Linked DNA regions of Homo sapiens: region 2 is linked to region 1. A link is an interaction called in ENCODE POLR2A ChIA-PET data of the cell type or tissue named here. Cell type or tissue: GM12878. All regions are shown on one strand. Each heading gives the region's core, and the rest is flanking DNA. Links, peaks and the distances in the headings are about the cores only. Region 1 overlaps KPNB1 (karyopherin subunit beta 1). Region 2 holds the start of HOXB7 (homeobox B7).

Evidence for each region. Peaks named below come from ENCODE experiments on the same cell type or tissue, not always from the same donor. Only the 100,000 strongest peaks of a DNase experiment are listed, where the experiment ranks them.
Region 2: POLR2A ChIA-PET joins it to region 1 with 12 read pairs; 2 of 35 experiments call an interaction of 5 or more read pairs at or near these places.

Annotation. Positions count from the first base shown.
Region 1 is chr17:47,670,287-47,678,286 of GRCh38, forward strand. KPNB1 (karyopherin subunit beta 1) reads left to right here. Exons shown (of 22, transcript NM_002265.6): 12 at 416-546; 13 at 2,732-2,879; 14 at 3,204-3,275; 15 at 4,352-4,496; 16 at 6,123-6,205; 17 at 6,734-6,841; 18 at 7,760-7,903. Among named protein-coding and RNA genes, the nearest start is that of TBKBP1, 20 kb to the right of the region's middle. In GM12878, for the core only: no CTCF peak of the experiment used is centred there; no DNase peak of the experiment used is centred there.
Region 2 is chr17:48,605,290-48,614,367 of GRCh38, forward strand. HOXB7 (homeobox B7) reads right to left here and starts at 5,728. Exons shown (of 2, transcript NM_004502.4): 1 at 5,230-5,728; 2 at 1,943-2,806. The coding sequence starts at 5,629. The coding sequence ends at 2,553. It overlaps HOXB8 (homeobox B8), which reads right to left. Exons shown (of 2, transcript NM_024016.4): 1 at 8,992-9,078; 2 at 7,057-8,220. The coding sequence ends at 7,913. It overlaps HOXB-AS3 (HOXB cluster antisense RNA 3), which reads left to right. Exons shown (of 3, transcript NR_033201.2): 3 at 843-1,125. RefSeq lists enhancers at 2,230-2,775, 4,600-5,420, 5,421-6,240, 6,241-7,061 and a silencer at 6,855-6,904. In GM12878, for the core only: a CTCF peak has its summit at 7,755; a DNase peak (open chromatin) is centred at 5,748; H3K4me3 peaks cover 3,513 bases; H3K27ac peaks cover 893 bases; H3K27me3 peaks cover 274 bases.

The DNA of each region.
Region 1 (8,000 bases), core at 1-8,000:
AAGGAAGGAATGGGGCTAAACGTCTTTCTGTGAAAGGAAACAGAAATGAAATGGCAGGTATGGTTGAAAGTACTCTGCTGCTTAGAGAGTTGTCAGATTATCAAACAGGATGATGAGAGATGTCAGATTATCAGACAGGATTTCTGTGATTGGAAACAGAAGAAATGGCAGGTATTGGTGAAAGTACTCTGCTGCTTAGAGAGTTGTCAGATTATCAGACAGGATGAACAGGAAGTACAAATCAAATAAATAAATAGTTAGTTTAAAAGATACCTGTAAAATGCTGTCTTGAGATGACCTTGGCAGAAAAAGTTGGAAGTTCACTGACACGGCCCAAAGTATCTTAATGAAAAATGAGATAATCCTAAGGTGTGGGGTTCTTTCAGGATTAACATTGAACCTATGTGCATTTCAGGCTTTCTCCAGTCTGGCTGAAGCTGCTTATGAAGCTGCAGACGTTGCTGATGATCAGGAAGAACCAGCTACTTACTGCTTATCTTCTTCATTTGAACTCATAGTTCAGAAGCTCCTAGAGACTACAGACAGGTAACTGATATTTCACAGAAATGAGTGACGTCTTTGCATCCAAGTTCTATTGCCTTCTGTGTGGAGGATATCTAGCTTAATCATAGAAGCATAATGAGACAGGACAAGACTCTACCTTCTCTAGAGGAATTAAAAGAAACCCGCTGGGCGCGGTGGCTCACGCCTATATTCCCAGCACTTTGGGAGGCCAAGGCGGCTGGATCACCTGAGGTCAGGAGTTCGAAAGCAGTCTGGCCAACATGGTGAAACCCTGTCTCTACTAAAAATACAAAAAATTAGCCGGGCGTGCTGGCGCATGCCTGTAGTCCTAGCTACTTGGGAGGCTGAGGCAGGGGAATTGCTTGAACCTGGGAGATGGAGGTTGCAGTGAGCTGAGACTGCGCCATTGCACTCCAGCCTGGACAACAAGAGTGGAACTCGTCTCAAAAAAAAGAATTCCATGATTGATTGATTGGTTTGTTTAAAGATGGAGAAAGAAATGCAGATTCCACCTACCTTAGAATTGTTCAGTTTACAGCTGAAATCTGAATATAGTGTAATTTCTCTGCTTTCTTTGTAGAGAGTAATAGATCTAGAGAGGTTCCTTCATTTTGCAGCATTGACAGTTAACAGGAGTATTTGGTTACAAGAGAAATGATAGTACTCATTATGAATTTGATTGCCACACCAAATCAATAACTACCATTTTTATTTTATTTTATTAATTAATTAATTAATTTATTTTGAGACAGAGTGTTGCTCTGTTGCCCAGGCTGGAGTGCAGTGGCGCAATCTCAGCTCACTGCAACCTCCTCAAGCGATTCTCCTGCCTCAGCCTCCTGGGTAGCTGGGACTACAGGTGCATGCCACCATGCCTGGCTAATTTTTGTATTTTTAGTAGAGACAGGGTTTCACCATGTTGGACAGGATGGTCTCGATCTCCTGACCCTCGTGATCCACCTGCCTTCGCCCCCCAAAGTGCCAGGATTACAGGCATGAGCCACCATGCCCGGCCAACTACCATATTTTTATATAGGATGAAGAACTTGGGGTAAATACAGTTGACTTAGAAACAAGCTTTTGAAATGTTGTTTAAAGGGATTATAAGTTGGAGACAACCTTTAACAATTTATGTTTTGTATGAGCTATACCTAAAGTCATGAGCAAAGTAAACCTTCAGGAAGAGAGCTGAGCACAAAATCTTCCTTTTTTTTTTTTTTGAGACAGTCTTCTCTTGTCACCCAGGCTAGAGTGCAATTGTGCAATCTTGGCTCACTGCAACCTCCTGGGTTCAAGTGATTCTCGTACTTCAGCCTCCCGAGTAGCTGGTACTAAAGGTGCCCACCAACATGCCTGGCTAATTTTTGTATTTTTAGTAGAGATGGGGTTTCGCCATGTTGGCCAGGCTGGTCACAAACTCCTGACACCTCAGGTGATCTGCCCACCTTGGCCTCCCAAAGTGCTGGGATTGTAGGCCTGAGCCACTGTGCCCATCAAAAAAAAAATCTTCCATTTAACTAGTTCATGTCCATGCCTCTTTGAGATTATATATGAAGACATCTTTTTTAAATGAATGAAGAAAATTGGGGTATTTTTTTTTTTCTGGGACGGAGTTTCGGTCTTGTTGCTCAGGCTGGAGTGCGGTCTCGGCCCACTGCAACCTCCACCTCCCAGGTTCAAGGAATTCTCGTGCCTCAGCCTCCTGAGTAGCTAGGATTACAGGCACAAGCCACTACACCTGGCTAATTTTTATATTTTTAGTAGAGGTGGGGTTTCACCATGTTGACCAGGCTGGTCTCAAACTGACCTCAAGTGATCCGCCTGCCTCAGCCTCCTAAATTGCTGGGATTATAGGCATGAGCCATCACGTCTAGCCAGGAAAATTGGGGTATTTTCTTCATAGCACTTCAGACAACCTGTTAAATTGTTCACATGATTTTTTACCATTTCAAACCATTTTTTCCTCTATAATTTTAGCCCATTTCCAAAAGGGCCATTCTAAATTTTAACTGTCTGGAGACCATAATGAACATAGCCATTGGCTCAAAGGACTTGAAGATTTCATTCTTGGATATTGTGTTTTCAAACTCAAACCAGGTCTGCAGACATACCGGTTCCTGAGTTCTTATTTTTGGCAAGACATTGTCTATGTTCTTCCCTGTCCTTTTCATTTGAGGCTTTAAGATTTTCGCTGTGTTCTTTACAGACCTGATGGACACCAGAACAACCTGAGGAGTTCTGCATATGAATCTCTGATGGAAATTGTGAAAAACAGTGCCAAGGATTGTTATCCTGCTGTCCAGAAAACGACTTTGGTCATCATGGAACGACTGCAACAGGTTCTTCAGATGGAGGTGAGACCTAAGAGTGCCCCTGACTATGGGTGGGAATTGGGTAGTACTTTTGACACCTAGGTCTGTTTTCCAGACTGTTCTGTCTTTTTAGTGTTTAAGTATATATTTTCTCAGAAAGATAATAAAGCTTATACAAAAAACATTGCACCTTAACGTTAGCATTGTTTGTCATGGTTTACTCATATATGTGTTACACTATATGTATTATGGGTTTTTTGTTGCTGTTGTTTACTTTCCTATGTTAGTATTAGGGAAGATTATTAAATGGTCCCAGCAAAAGTGGAAGGTTTTCATGTAGAGTATGTTTTCTTATTTTCTTTGTAGTCACATATCCAGAGCACATCCGATAGAATCCAGTTCAATGACCTTCAGTCTTTACTCTGTGCAACTCTTCAGGTATGGTGGTGCCTTATGACTTAATAACTCCAGGTTGGAGAATTATTAGTATCTCAGTATAACAAGTTCGTGTACACACAGAACTCGAAAATGGTATAGATGATGCGGATCAGAAGCTGTTCTCAGAAGGCTTTGGTCTGTGATTGGTTGATTGGGAGAGGAATTCCCCACCTGCCTTACCTGTCTGTCTAGAAAGATTCAAATCCTACTTATTTACAGATGGTCTAGATGTAATCTTGATAAAATCAAACCAACTTGACTTCTCCTAATTCAACATACACTCCTCAGACCTCTCTTCCTCACTCGTTTGTTTCAACTAATGTCACTGTGTAGAGAAGGAAACTACTTAATGTGTGATGGTTCCTTCCAGATGTATAGCTCATTTGTGTTGGCAGCTTGAATGGTTTTGGTTTTTTTATTTTGAAAACCAAAAAACTCTTGGTTTTTCATTAGGTTATTCAAGCCTAGCTCAGTCAGATTTGGTTCCCAGCTATAGTTCACTTGGCTAAAAATAAAGCCTTGAATTTGTACCGTCATCTTTTGAAACATTTGCTGTTTGACCTAATGTCAGTGACATTAGTTGAAACAAACGAGTGAGGAAGGAATGTTTGATGGGAGAAGTCAGGTTGGTTTGATTTTATCAAGTTTATTTCTAGGTCATCTGTAAATAGGTAGGATATAGGAAGGGTTGCTTTTTGTTTGTTTTATGAATAAGAGCTCTAAGGTGATAGGGCCTTCTCTAAAGCTGAAGTAATTTAACTATCATTCCAGTAAGACTGGACTATGGCGGCTACCAGCAGGGATTTGTCAGACAGTAAGACAAATGAAATTGAGAGGACATGACCTTCTGCACAACGGAGGATCAGCTCACGTTTGTTCTGAATTGAGAAACAGGAGAAATGTTAAAATGTATTGCTGATGATTGGTACTGTCAATGTTTTTGTGTATAAAATACATTTGGCATTCCCAAAATTAAAAAATATCAAGGGACTTAATTGATTTTAAAAAGAAAAGGTATAGTGTTCTGATTGGGAGATTTGGAATCAACTGATCTTGAACTCTTACTCATTTCACAGAATGTTCTTCGGAAAGTGCAACATCAAGATGCTTTGCAGATCTCTGATGTGGTTATGGCCTCCCTGTTAAGGATGTTCCAAAGCACAGCTGGGTCTGGGGGAGTACAAGAGGATGCCCTGATGGCAGTTAGCACACTGGTGGAAGGTCGGTGAGAAATACTGTCTGGTCAGGGAATGTCTTTGGAATGTAGGCATTTCAGTGGCCTTAAATAATTGTCACCCAGGCTGGAGTGCAGTGGCACGATCTTGGCGCACTGCAGCCTTGAAATCGTGGGCTCACATGATCCTTCCACTTCAGTGCCCCCACAGTAGCTGGGACTAACAGATGCACACCACCATGCCCAGCTAATTTTTATATTTTTGGTAGAGATGGAGTTTCGCCATGTTGCCCAGACTGGTCTTGAACTCCTGAGTCAAGTGATCCTCCTGCCTCAGCCTCCCAGAGTGCTAGGATTATAGATGTGAGCCACTGGGCCCAGCTTAATTTTGTTTGTGTGTGAAGATAGGGTCTCACTATATTGCTCAGGCTGGTCTCAAACTCCTGGGCCTCCTTGTCAGAGCATTAAAGAATTTTTGACTATAGAAAGCATAGTCCTTTTACTGGGGCATGAGTCACTTCAAAGTTAGATTGAACTTAAGTGCACACCACTTAAATTTGTATAACTGCCTTGTCAGTCCATTTAAATGGGGAGCCAGTTTGCAACGGAGATTGGCAGAGGTGTTGTTTTTTTTTTGTTTTTTTTTTTTGTTTGTTTTTTTTTTGAGACTTGTTCTGTTGCCCAGGATGGAGTGCAGTGGCACCATCTTGGCTCACCACAGCCTCCACCTCCCAGGTTCAAGCAATTCTCCTGCCTCAGCCTTCTGAGTAGCTGGGATTATAGGCATGAGCCACTGTGCCCTGCTAAAAGTTTCTATTTTCTTTCCTGGTACTTGTCATCACCTGGTTTGGTTTGTAGTGCTTTGGACTAAGATTGACACATCATGGTGCCTGGTATGGGATGAAATGAAACATTGAGCGAGTTCTAGGAATTGATTTTCTGATTTTTACATGTCTGACTGCAAAATTGGTTTGGGGAAGCCATATCTGACTTAAGACTCTTTGAAGGGGCATTACGAAGCACTTTAGGAATCTGATATGCCTTTTCAGGGGTGGCCTGTAAGTACATTGCTAAGGCCATTTACCTGAGGACCACTCTCCTGAGGACTAGACCTATTTTTGGCATAAACAGCCTATGTCCAACTGGTCTGTCAACATGTGACCACTCCTCTGAAAGGGCAAAGAAGTTAATTTTGGCTCCTGGAGTGGCTGATTTGGATCTGAAGCCCAGTGCTGCTTTTCCTGGCTGTGGCTTGTTTAGCCCTTGATGGAATTGCCTAAGGACCCTGTTTTGAAGCTGGCTTGCAGAAAGGACATGCTATTATCAGATGAGGAGGTGGACAAGAGTCAGTATTGCTGGTTCAGCCCATTTAAAATTAACCTTGACATTCCTTGAGGGTCATACCACTTGGTTGTATTAGTCAGAGTAAAGCCCTATTCTGTGGACAGTGGGCATTGTCTCTGTGGCGTATGAATTAGGGCCCTTCCAGCAGTAATAAATTTGGCTTATGCAAGCCTTTAATGTCTTCATGATGGAATCGGTAACTAAAGCACATTTCACCCAACCTGTTGAGTGGAGCGAGTACATTTTGGGAGAGGTAGGATGGGTTATTTCTGCCTGCCTCTGTGTTAACCCGTGGTGCTGTCATTGGCTAATAGCTTATTTCATTACAGTGTTGGGTGGTGAATTCCTCAAGTACATGGAGGCCTTTAAACCCTTCCTGGGCATTGGATTAAAAAATTATGCTGAATACCAGGTAGGATGTGCTTTTCAAAATAGTATGTTCCCATTTATATCTGACAGTCACTGTAGTGCACGCAAAACCAGGTTCTTATAGCTTAAGTAGTTTTTCCTGATACATTGTCCTAAAAGGCAAGCTACTTTATTCATTGCCTGAACGTTTGAACTGGAAGTAGTCCATGAAAAACAGGATATTAGATGTACCAGATAACGGTGGACAAGATATTAGATGTAACAGATAATGGTGGACAAGATGACTGTTTATTTGCTTAGACAGTACTAATGCAGGAGCAGCTATAAAGTTGAGCTATTAGCACCCTGGAGAGCAAGGCTTTTTTTTTTTTTTTTTTTTTAACTTTATCAGTGATCTCTCTCGGATAGTCTTTGTTCCCTGCCTGCCATGTTGGTTGTTGAAAAATTAATCTCGGCAGAGGGATTTAACTCTAGGTTCAAGTGATAAAAGCTCAGCAGCTAGTTAAAAATAATATCTTGCCCCAGCAGGCAGCCTTTTCTGTTAGAAGATTATTTCCTTGATTCTTGGCAGGTTTGTTTGGCAGCTGTGGGCTTAGTGGGAGACTTGTGCCGTGCCCTGCAATCCAACATCATACCTTTCTGTGACGAGGTGATGCAGCTGCTTCTGGAAAATTTGGGGGTGAGTATCTACACACAATCTAATTAACCAGTCTTCTTTGAAGAAAACAACAGTTGGAAAGATAGTTAAATATCGACCAGGCTGGGCGCAGTGGCCTGTAATCCCAGCATTTTGGGAGGCCGAGGCAGGCCAGGAGTTCGAGACCAACCTGGACAACATGGTGAAACCCCGTCTGTACTGTAGATACAAAAAAAATTAGCCGGGCGTGATGGCAGGCGCTTGTAATCCCAGCTACTCGGAAGGCTGAGGCAGGATAATCGCTTGTACCCGGGAGGTGGACGTTGCAGTGAGCCAAGATCACGCCATTGCACTCCAGCCTGGGCAAGAAGAGCCAAACTCCGTCTCAAAAAAAAAAAAAAAAAAAAAAAATCAGTGACAGGGAGCTGTAAGTTTCTAGAACATTGGCTTTGGGCTTATAAAGAGGGGAGTTGTTCATTTCACAGATGACTCTGAAGAAAGATTGTAAAGTTAAAGGAATGTGTGCTCTATTAGAGATTTTTAAAACAAAACAGTAAAATGCAAAGGAAAAGTAAATACAGTTGTTCCTTGACTTATGATGGAGTTAGGTCCCAATAAACACATTGTAAAGTGGAGAAATCATCAAACCATCATGAGCAGGGGACCATTTGTATATTATACCTCTCTCCAGAGATAGCCATCATTAATTATTGTACATGTGTGTTCTCAGACAAGTCACTTGATTCTTAAGTCAGTCTCCTCATGTGTAAAGTGGGAATACCAATACCTGGGCTAGCTTCTTAGAGTTGGTGTGAGGTGCAAATGGGAAAGGTTTTGTAAGCTATAAAGGACCATCCAAATATTTAAAATCAATAGTTGCTTGTTAGAAATGAAATTTTCATGAATCTTTGGACCAAACAAGTTTTGACTTAATTCACTTTTCCTTTTGTTCCTTGTCAGAATGAGAACGTCCACAGGTCTGTGAAGCCGCAGATTCTGTCAGTGTTTGGTGATATTGCCCTTGCTATTGGAGGAGAGTTTAAAAAATACTTAGAGGTTGTATTGAATACTCTTCAGCAGGCCTCCCAAGCCCAGGTGGACAAGGTAAGCTTAAAGCTATCTTGGCTGTTCTTTAAGTCTAGCTCTAATTGGAGGGACTATTGACAAACATGCAGCTAAAAGTGATCAGTGTGATGTAGGT
Region 2 (9,078 bases), core at 1,079-9,078, 940 kb after region 1:
GGGGGTTCTTTTCCGAACCTCCCCACTCTCCACAGGAGCTCTGCTCCCTCTTCTAGTAAAGGTCTACCCCAAATCCTCTGCATAGGGACTGTTCTGAGACAATTTTGGGGTGAGGCAGGAGCAGGAAACGGTGTCTAGAGTTGCCACCTGCATAAGGGCAAAATGAAAGCTTCAGTGTCCCCTCTCCCCCTCTGAACTGGCCCCCTCATTCCTAGCCCTGTAGACAGCAGGACCCCCACCTGTGAGGCTTGCAGCATTGCAGGCGTGGGGGCCTTAGATTCCCTAGGGCTTAGTTTTTGCCCCAGGAGGAAAAGTGGCCTGGATGGGGGCCAAGGCAGATAGTCTGACAACCTGATTCTCGCCTCCGGAACCCAGAAACTGGGGGAGGGTAAAGCCGGATCCTGGCTTCTCCCGCCCAAATGCAGGCAAGTCCAGGTTTCCTATGACAGCTCCATGCGCTCTCCAGGGCGTTACGTGGTCATTAATGGGGGAAACTGCAGGTTTAAAAGCATTTTACATACAAATTCAAATTCAACAGATTATCCTAAAACCAACCCTCTTCCCTCTTTCTATCCAAAGTCTGTTTAAATTTAAACAATCCAGAGTTTATAATCGAATAAATGCTAAAAATCAATTCAGCGGGTCTAGCCGCATAGACACCATCCTCCAAGTTTTGGTCCTGCAATCAGCGGATGTTTGGAAGCAAAAAATAAAATAAAAATTCAGCCCAGGTTTTTCAGGTCCCCTGAAATAACCCCGTATTTCAAGTTGACCTACCAATGCCCGAATTCTGGAAACGAAATAACCTCCCCCAACATTTTCCCCCCTCTCTCTCTGTGCAGCGGAGAAGGTTCCAGGCTGCCGGCGGCGGCGCAGAGAGCGGGAAGAGAGGCTCGGAGGAAGCCCCGGGCGTGGCGTGGTCAGGCTCCGAGAGCGGCCGGGATGCGGCCACACCGGCCTGGTAAACTCGCACCTCTTAGGATCTTGCTCCCGGACTCATTCCCTTCCCCACCCCCTATTTTAAAGTTTTATTTGGGTCGTCTGTATCAATTTAGAACGAGATAAATTAAGACAAAGAAAGTAAAATAAATCGAAATAAAATATAGGAATAGCTCTTGGCGAAAATGTTTGCCGTGCGAGCAGGAAGCCGTGAGCGCCCTAGTTGGAGGCTGCTCTGCGCCGACTAAGAGGCCTCTACTCCCAGGCCTGGCCTCTACGCAACGCCACCCAAGAAGCCAGAGTGAATTTGGGTGTTCATTTTCCCTTTCCTTCCGCTCTTCCTTCATGTGGGGCCTAGCAGCTTGGATTTCAGCTCCGTCTTTGTGCCTGGGCTGCAGCCCAGATCCAGATCCCGCAGCTTGGTTTCCAGGCCTGAATGAGGACGCGGGTTTGTGAAACTGTGAGGTTTTTGTTTTGTTGTTTTGTGAGCTTGTGTGACTAAGCATGTGGGCTTCTGAGTGCGTTTACTTGGGGGCAAATGTGAATCTGTGTTTATAAGCCAATGTGTGAATGTACGTTGGTATCAATGTGTCTGTGAGTGTGAATGTGTGTTTACTTGTGAGCGTGTGTGAACATGAATGCCTATGTTCTGGGCGTGAAGCTGGTATTACGTGAATGCCTGTATGTTTGTTAACATATGGGTATGAGTGTCTCTTTGTGACTGTGACAGTGTGTATGTTTGATGTCAGCCTGTAAACACATGTGACTGTGTGCATCATGTATGTCAATGGGTGTAAAAGGGTGTAAAGGGAATGCATGAGTGCAATATCGGGGTTCACTACTTGGCAGCCCCCCAGAGCAGGAGGCACCAAGAAAAAGAACAAACTCAGCACAGAAATGAAGCTGCATCAGAAGTCAGAGCCAAGGAGCTCTGGGATGCCCACTCATCTCTAACCCTGAACCCCTTCCCAGCTTTAGGAAGACACAGAAAATAGGGCATCTGTTTATTTTTAATTGCGTTTTATTTTTCCATCCTTTAGATACACACAGAATGTAAAAGGGAGCATGGGGCTGGGGGACGGGAAGCAAGAAGCAGCAGCCAGGCGCTTGGGGAACACGCGAGTGGTAGGTTTTGGGGCTCCCTAAGGCCCCTTGGTGCCGCTGCTGGGAAGGCGGAGGCTCAGGAGGGCAGGCAACCACAGGGTTAGTCCAGACCCACAGTCCACAAAGACAGCATTAAAGAGGGCTTACAAAACTGCAAGATTTTACAAAGACCTTACAATAGCAACATAGAAAAGGGGAGGTAAATTCCAGAAAGCTACAGAACAGGTAGATAATATCCTTTTCATATTGTACAAAAAAACCAAACCTGACAGACTTTCCTATAGGTAGTATTTTTTCAGTGTTGAAAAACCAAAATTTCTCCTTTCTCCCTCCTTAAAAAATGTTTTTAAACTCCTTTCATTTAAATAGGGTTTTTTTTTTGTTTTTTTTGTTTTTTGTTTTGTTTTTTTACTTCCCTATTCGATTTGAGTTTCCTGATTCAGTTCCCAGAGCTGGGCTTCTCTTCCTCTCCCTTTCTCATGTCTCTTCCTCTGCCCTTTCTCCATCCCTCACTCTTCCTCTTCCTCCTCTGCTTCAGCCCTGTCTTGGCCGGTGGTCCCCGGGCCCGCGGTCTTGTTCTCCTTTTTCCACTTCATGCGCCGGTTCTGAAACCAAATCTTGATCTGTCTTTCCGTGAGGCAGAGCGTGTGCGCGATCTCGATGCGCCGCCGCCGCGTCAGGTAGCGATTGTAGTGAAATTCTTTCTCCAGCTCCAGGGTCTGGTAGCGGGTGTAGGTCTGGCGGCCTCGTTTGCGGTCAGTTCCTGCACACAGTATTCAGAGGAAAATCAGTGAGTAAAGAAAACGCCGGCCGGGCGCGGTGGGCTCAAACCTGTAATCCCAGCACTTTGGGAGACCGAGGCGGGCGGATCACGAGGTCAGGAGATCGAGACCAACCTGGCTAACACAGTGAAACCCCGTCTCTACTAAAAATACAAAAAAATTAGCTGGGCGTGGTGGCGGGCGCCTGTAGTCCCAACTACTCAGGAGGCTGAGGCAGAAGAATGGCGTGAACCCGGGAGGCAGAGCTTGCAGTGAGCCGAGATTGCGCCACTGCACTCCAGTCTGGGCGACAAAGTGAGACTCCGTCTCAAAAAAAAAAAAAAAAAAAAAAAAGGAAACGCCAAGAGAGTGGCCACCTCCCTCTTATACCGTGTATGTGATTTGAAGTCAATGGGCGATGGGCAAAGAAGCCCATTTTCCCACTAAACCAAATTCTGGCTTTTCATACCCCAGCCCTTACTCCAGCTGCAAACTCCCCTAATTGCTGAACTTTCTACAGGCTTCTCAAAGCAAACATTCCCATTTTTCATCCAAGAAGTCTTTTTTAGCCTGGAGCTTCTGAACCCAGGAAAGTAATCTGCTGGCTCTTAAAGGCTCTGCACCTAAGGGGTGCAAGTGGGATGAGGGGAGGTTAATCCTCCTTTCACTCTCTGGGGTCAAGGACCCTAAACCCCCTTTTCTGAATGCTGATCTGATGGTCTTTCCAGTAGAGACCAAGAGAAACCATGCAAGTGACCCTGGAGTGGGGCGCCAGGCCTAGCTTAAGAACGTTTCCCAAGAAGAAAAGGAGACAAAGGGGCCTCAAAGGCCCAGTCCCCCCAACTCATCCCCAGCATGTTGTGGAATGAGAAGGTAAGAATTTGCAGATTTCCTTGGAGCAAAGAGTTGGTCTGACAGCAGTGACCCTCTGATGATTCTTTTCCAGTGAGTGGCTAAGCTTCAGCCAGGGCCAGGCTGTCCTGCTTGCCTGCTTGCCTAGACAGCCCAGCTCTCTAAAGCAATCCTTGGGCCTCCAGGAATGCACAGGGGAAAAGGAGAGACAGCAGCCTGGGATAGGATGGAACATGGAGTATCTGGGTGGTGGGGACTGAAGGGTAGAGGGGAACTTCTGCATTAGGACCAGAACCTGAGGAGACTTTAAAGAGGTGCTGATGTCAGCCCTCCTGGGAAGGAGACAAGGGAGGAGGGGCTAGGGGCCCTAGTTTCAAGTCAGATAAAAGCCAAGCTGAAATGCTGATGAGCAGAAAAAATGGGGCTTTGATAAATCAACTGGAAAGGCAGTTAAACTATGGAGCAGGTAATGGGACCTATAACCACTAATACTGATGGTATGAGAGCTGGGCTGCTTCTGGCCCCTGACCATTGCTGGGTTGGGTGCCTCTGACCATGAGTCTTGGGTCTTCTGGACTTTGGGGCTAGCCCCTAAGTTCGTCTGCTTTGGAACAGTGCAGAAAAGGATGTCTGGGTCAGACTCGGCAGGGACCCCATGGAACCTCAGCCTCTTGGGGTTCTGCAGCAGCTGGCTAGGTGAACTGCACTCTCTAATTTTTGAATTGGCTCCAGAGAGTCCTAGCCCCTCCCCCAAGAAAAGGGTCACTTATCTGGAATGACACCTCCAAACTTGGCCAGTTCTTTAGGGGTTCCTAGGAGCCCTAGGAAGAGCACCTCAGGAAGCCAGCTGCACTCCCATGAAGCCTCTGCCCCTTTCTAGTTCTCCTGTTCCACTCCCCCACCCAGGTTCACTGGGATCAGGAGGATCATCTCCTTTGGCCTCAGCCCCCTCCCTCCACCTGCCTCTCTAGCTCTGTGTCCCTGGCTGGGTCCTTTTCTCCTCCCGCCAGGCCTCTAGAGCCCACCTCTAATTGTCCTGATGGGAATAATGGGGGAGCGGGGTTGGCTGGAGAGGAAGGGGGAGGGGAGAATTGCTTAGCGCTATGGCCCCCTCCCCCATACCTTATCCGAGTGGGGCAGGGGGACACACCCAGGGCTGAGATCCTTAGCTGGGAAGGGGGGAGAAGGGGGAGACCCTAATGGCTATTCTCTGCAAACACCGGCCTTCCTCCGCAAGACAAACGGCCTCGTCTCCAGCCCGTGCCGGCGCTGCTGATAAATATTTAAAGCTAAAAGGCCGAGAGGAAGGGTGGGGGCGGGCTGGGGGCTCGCAGCGCCGTGGTGCCGGCGAAGAGAGATCCGCCGGGAAGCAGAGCGAGCCTGAGAGCACCGAGCAAATATGGGGGCGGGGATGGCCTGCTGGGTCGCGGCCCAGTGGGTGCAGCCTTCCAGGGCCGACCTCCGGCTGGGAGCACTCTGGACGCGGAAAGGGGCGCCCAGCCGGGAAGGAGGCGCCTTCAGGGTAATGTGCCCCGGCCCCTGGGGCTCAGGACAGCTCGGTGCGCGGCGTTACCTGAGCTTCGCATCCAGGGGTAGATCCGGAAGTTACTCTCGGCCGCCAAGTCCGAGTCCCTCTGCTCCTTGGCGCCCGCCGCCTTGGCGGAGTCGCCGGGACACACCCCGGAGAGGTTCTGCTCAAAGGGCGCGCAGTGCATGTTGAAGGAACTCGGCTCGAGCCCATAGCCGGCCGCGTAGACGCCGGCCGCGCTCTGGCCCGCCATGCCCCCCCCGCCGGGGTACAAGCCCTGCATCGAGGCGGCGAAGGAAGCGCCCGAACCCGCTCCATAGCCCGGGCGCTGGGGGTTGGAAGCAAACGCACAAGAAGTTTGTTCTGGGAAGGCTCCGGTAGCGAAAACCGAACTTGAGGCTGGATATTTAGAAAATAAAGTATTCGCATAATACAATGAACTCATAATTTGGCCGGATGATTTGTAGGCAGGGACGTTTTAGTGTCGGTTTTACGAGATTCCTTGATATATTACAGAATTAGAGTCCAGATTTACACCAAAAAGGACCCCCTTTTTCCTCTCCGGACCACGTGACCCCGCCCACGTGACGTCCCCTCCGCCAATGGCCGGGCCGTCTCCCCACGGCTCCCGGTAATGTGGAAAAAATTGTGTGGCGTTGGATTTATAAAATATGATCAATAATGAATGGGAAAGCCGAGCCCTGTGGATTGGGGCTGGGGGCTCAAGGGCCGCTGCCGACTCCCGCGGGCTGGAGGCCGCTTGCAGGCGAGATTTGGGGAGGAAGAGATTGAGTGGAAGGGAAAATAAATAACCTCGGGGCGATCCGTGTCACCCTCCACCCATCCTCTTCAGCCCGTTACCGAGCGAGAGACAAACGCAGGGATTGAATGCACGCAACTGGGTGGGTGGGTGCTTGGGGCAGGTCTGTTCTTTATTAAACCAGGCCAATTCTGCACGGCAAGGCCTTTTGGGGAAGTTGGTCCGGTTCTCCCAAGACGAGGAATGAGGCGAGCCTGGCTCACGACTCTGTCTCTCTTGGTGCCCCAGATATGCGGGCGGAGATGGAGCAAGTCTTCCTAGGTGCTCCTAGGGCACAGGATCCAGCCCACGGGCCTTGGACGCTGCCGTTTCTGGTGGCAAAAAAAAAAAGAAAGAAAGAAAGAAAAAGAAAAAAAAAGGTTTGAAAGTAAAAGAAAAAGGGGGTTGGGAGGGTGGGGAGAGAAAGGAAGGGTGGAGGTTGGCCCGGGCGCGCTGCTCTCCCGGTTCCCGGAGGCGGATGCCTCAGTGGAGCGTGACTACCAGAGAAGCAGAGGCAGCGAAGGAAGGAAGGCAGAGAGCCATGGCCTCAGAACAGAGCGAAGGTGGCCAAGTCCCTGAGAGGGAGAGGCAGGGAAGAGCGGTCTCCCTTCTCCTCCTGCTCCCCCAACAACAACAGTCCGAGGGAAAAAAAGTATGCTCAGCAGGCCTGCACTCCACCTTTATGCCTGCCCCCCACCCCACCTCCCGACACACATCTTGGGAGGACACACAGCAAAACAAAGAGGGAGGTGGCGGGGGACACAGCCACCAGCCCAGCCGCAGGTCTCCAGCGTGGCCTGGGCGCCCTGGCCTCCCTGGCCGGGCAGCCTCGGAACGCGAGAGGAGGGGGTTTCTCTTGGCTCCCCTCCCTCGTTTTTCTCTCCTCCAATCAGGCTCAGCCGCCTCCCTCACCCCCAGCGCCCCTGGGCCGAGGGACTCGCACCACCTGCCTCCAGCCCCCGCCCCCTCCTCTCTGCAGCCTAGCCTCAGCAGGCGCAGGAGCCCGGTGACAGGCTCCCCACCGGCTCTGCAAGGCACCCGGGAGCAAATGAGGAGCGCTGGCCGGGCCAGTCTCGGGTTCTCGCTTGTAAACTTTATTGTAACTCTTCCGCCCTTTTCAGGCGCAGACAACAGAACAAAGTATAGAGGAACAACAAAATATATAATTAGCCCTCCCTCCCCCCCATAAAGCAATTCACGGATACAGAATACATTCTCTTCACAGTAAACCTAAGAACACTTGTAACAATTGCCCACAGCGCGCATGCTAACTAAAGTAACCTCTTTTGAGAAACACTTAAGACAAAATTGTCAAACCAAAGGGGGTGGGTGGAGGAGGAAAAGAGAGAAGCCAGAGAGAAAGCCAGCGAGCTGGGGGGTTGCAGAGGGGAGAGAGGATTGGGAGGGGAAATGAGGACGCAGCGAGAGAGAGCGAGAGCGAGAGCGAGCGAGCGAGAGAGAGAGAGAGAAGGGAGACAGAAAGAATTACGGCGTGAATAGGCAGTTTCATGTTGTTGGGAGAACTTAGCAGAAATCGGTACCTTGGTCATTACAAAGAAGCACGTTCAAAGGAAAAAAAAGACAATTGCACAAGGAGGCTTTTTACACGGGGAGGGGAGGGGCATGGGGGGCTCAGCCGGGCCTTTGCCGCTCGCCCTCACAGGGCGAGGGAGCCTTTGCTTAAATCCTTTTCTTTCCCCCCGGCCCCCAAGAGAAGGGAAGGAGATCCACGGTAGCTCACACACAGAAGCTATTACGAGATACTACCACTAGCGGGGACTGGCGCGGCGGGGGACGCTGCGGTGGGAGGCCCGGCTCCTGGCCCCGCTAGCGGGGCCAGAGCTCTCTCGGGCAGGGGCGCGCGGCGGCGGCGCGGCCGGGACCCGCGGACGTGCGGGCGGCCGCGGCCCTGGCAGTCCCAGCTGAAGCCTACTTCTTGTCGCCCTTCTGCGCGTCGCCCTCGTCCGCCGCCTCTGGGGCCCGCTCCAGCTTCTGTTTCTCCAGCTCCTCCTGCTCGCATTTGCTGCTGGGGAACTTGTCTTTGTTGTTCTCTTTTTTCCACTTCATCCTCCGGTTCTGGAACCAGATTTTGACCTGTCTCTCTGTCAGTCCCAGGGCGTGCGATACCTCGATTCGCCGCTTACGAGTCAGATAGGGATTAAATAGGAACTCCTTCTCCAGCTCCAGGGTCTGGTAGCGGCTGTAGGTCTGTCGGCCTCGCCTGCGTCCGGCGGCTGCTGGGAATGGGGGAAAGGGCGAGACAGAGGGGAGGGGAGGGTGGGGGAGGGGGCAGGGACGGAGAAGGTTGGAAGATTCGTGAACGAGCCTGGGAGACCATTATAATAAGGGCAGGGGACCTTCTACCCCGTGCGGGGGCGGGGGGGGCGCAAGAAGGCCGCGGTCGGCGGAGGAGGAGGGGCGAGGGGGATTAGACACAAGTGAATCTAAGGGAGCCAGAAAGGGGAGCCCCCTCCCCCGGTAACCAGCACCAGAGTTGTGTAGGAGGTGGTTCAGATCTATTAGAAGTGCCATAAACTTTAGGAGGAAGGATGTGAAGGAGGGGGGAAAATAAGAATAAAAAAGCCGGGTGGGGACGAATGGACCCACCTTGAAAAGCCCCCAGAGCCTCTGCCCCAGAAGAAAAGTTTCTTCAGGGTAATTAAACTATAAAGCAATTGAGAAGTGCAAAAGTTGAGCGCCCCCACTCCCACCACCCTCTCTTCACTACCCCCCATAAAACAGTAAAAGGGGAAAAAAAGGAGGAGAAGAAGAAGAAAAGTAAGGCAGGATGAGGGGTTTATAGATTCAGGAAATGTTTCTAAGCGACCCCCTTCAAGGGAAAGAAAAAAGAAAGAAGAAAGAAAGATAAGAAAGAAAGGGGAAAAGCGGCAGGCGATCGGAACGGAGCCGGCAAGTCTTCCAGAAGCTGGAGGAAATGCGCCCCGGCCTGCCAGGCCTTGGGCCCTTCCGGCCCCCTCCTGCCCTTGTCGGCCCCGAGGCGAGCTCACCTTGCGGGCGCATCCAGGGGAAGAGCTGTGTGGGCGACGGGCTCTGCTCGGAGCCCTCGGCCTCCTCGCCCAGGCCGCTGGCGGCGG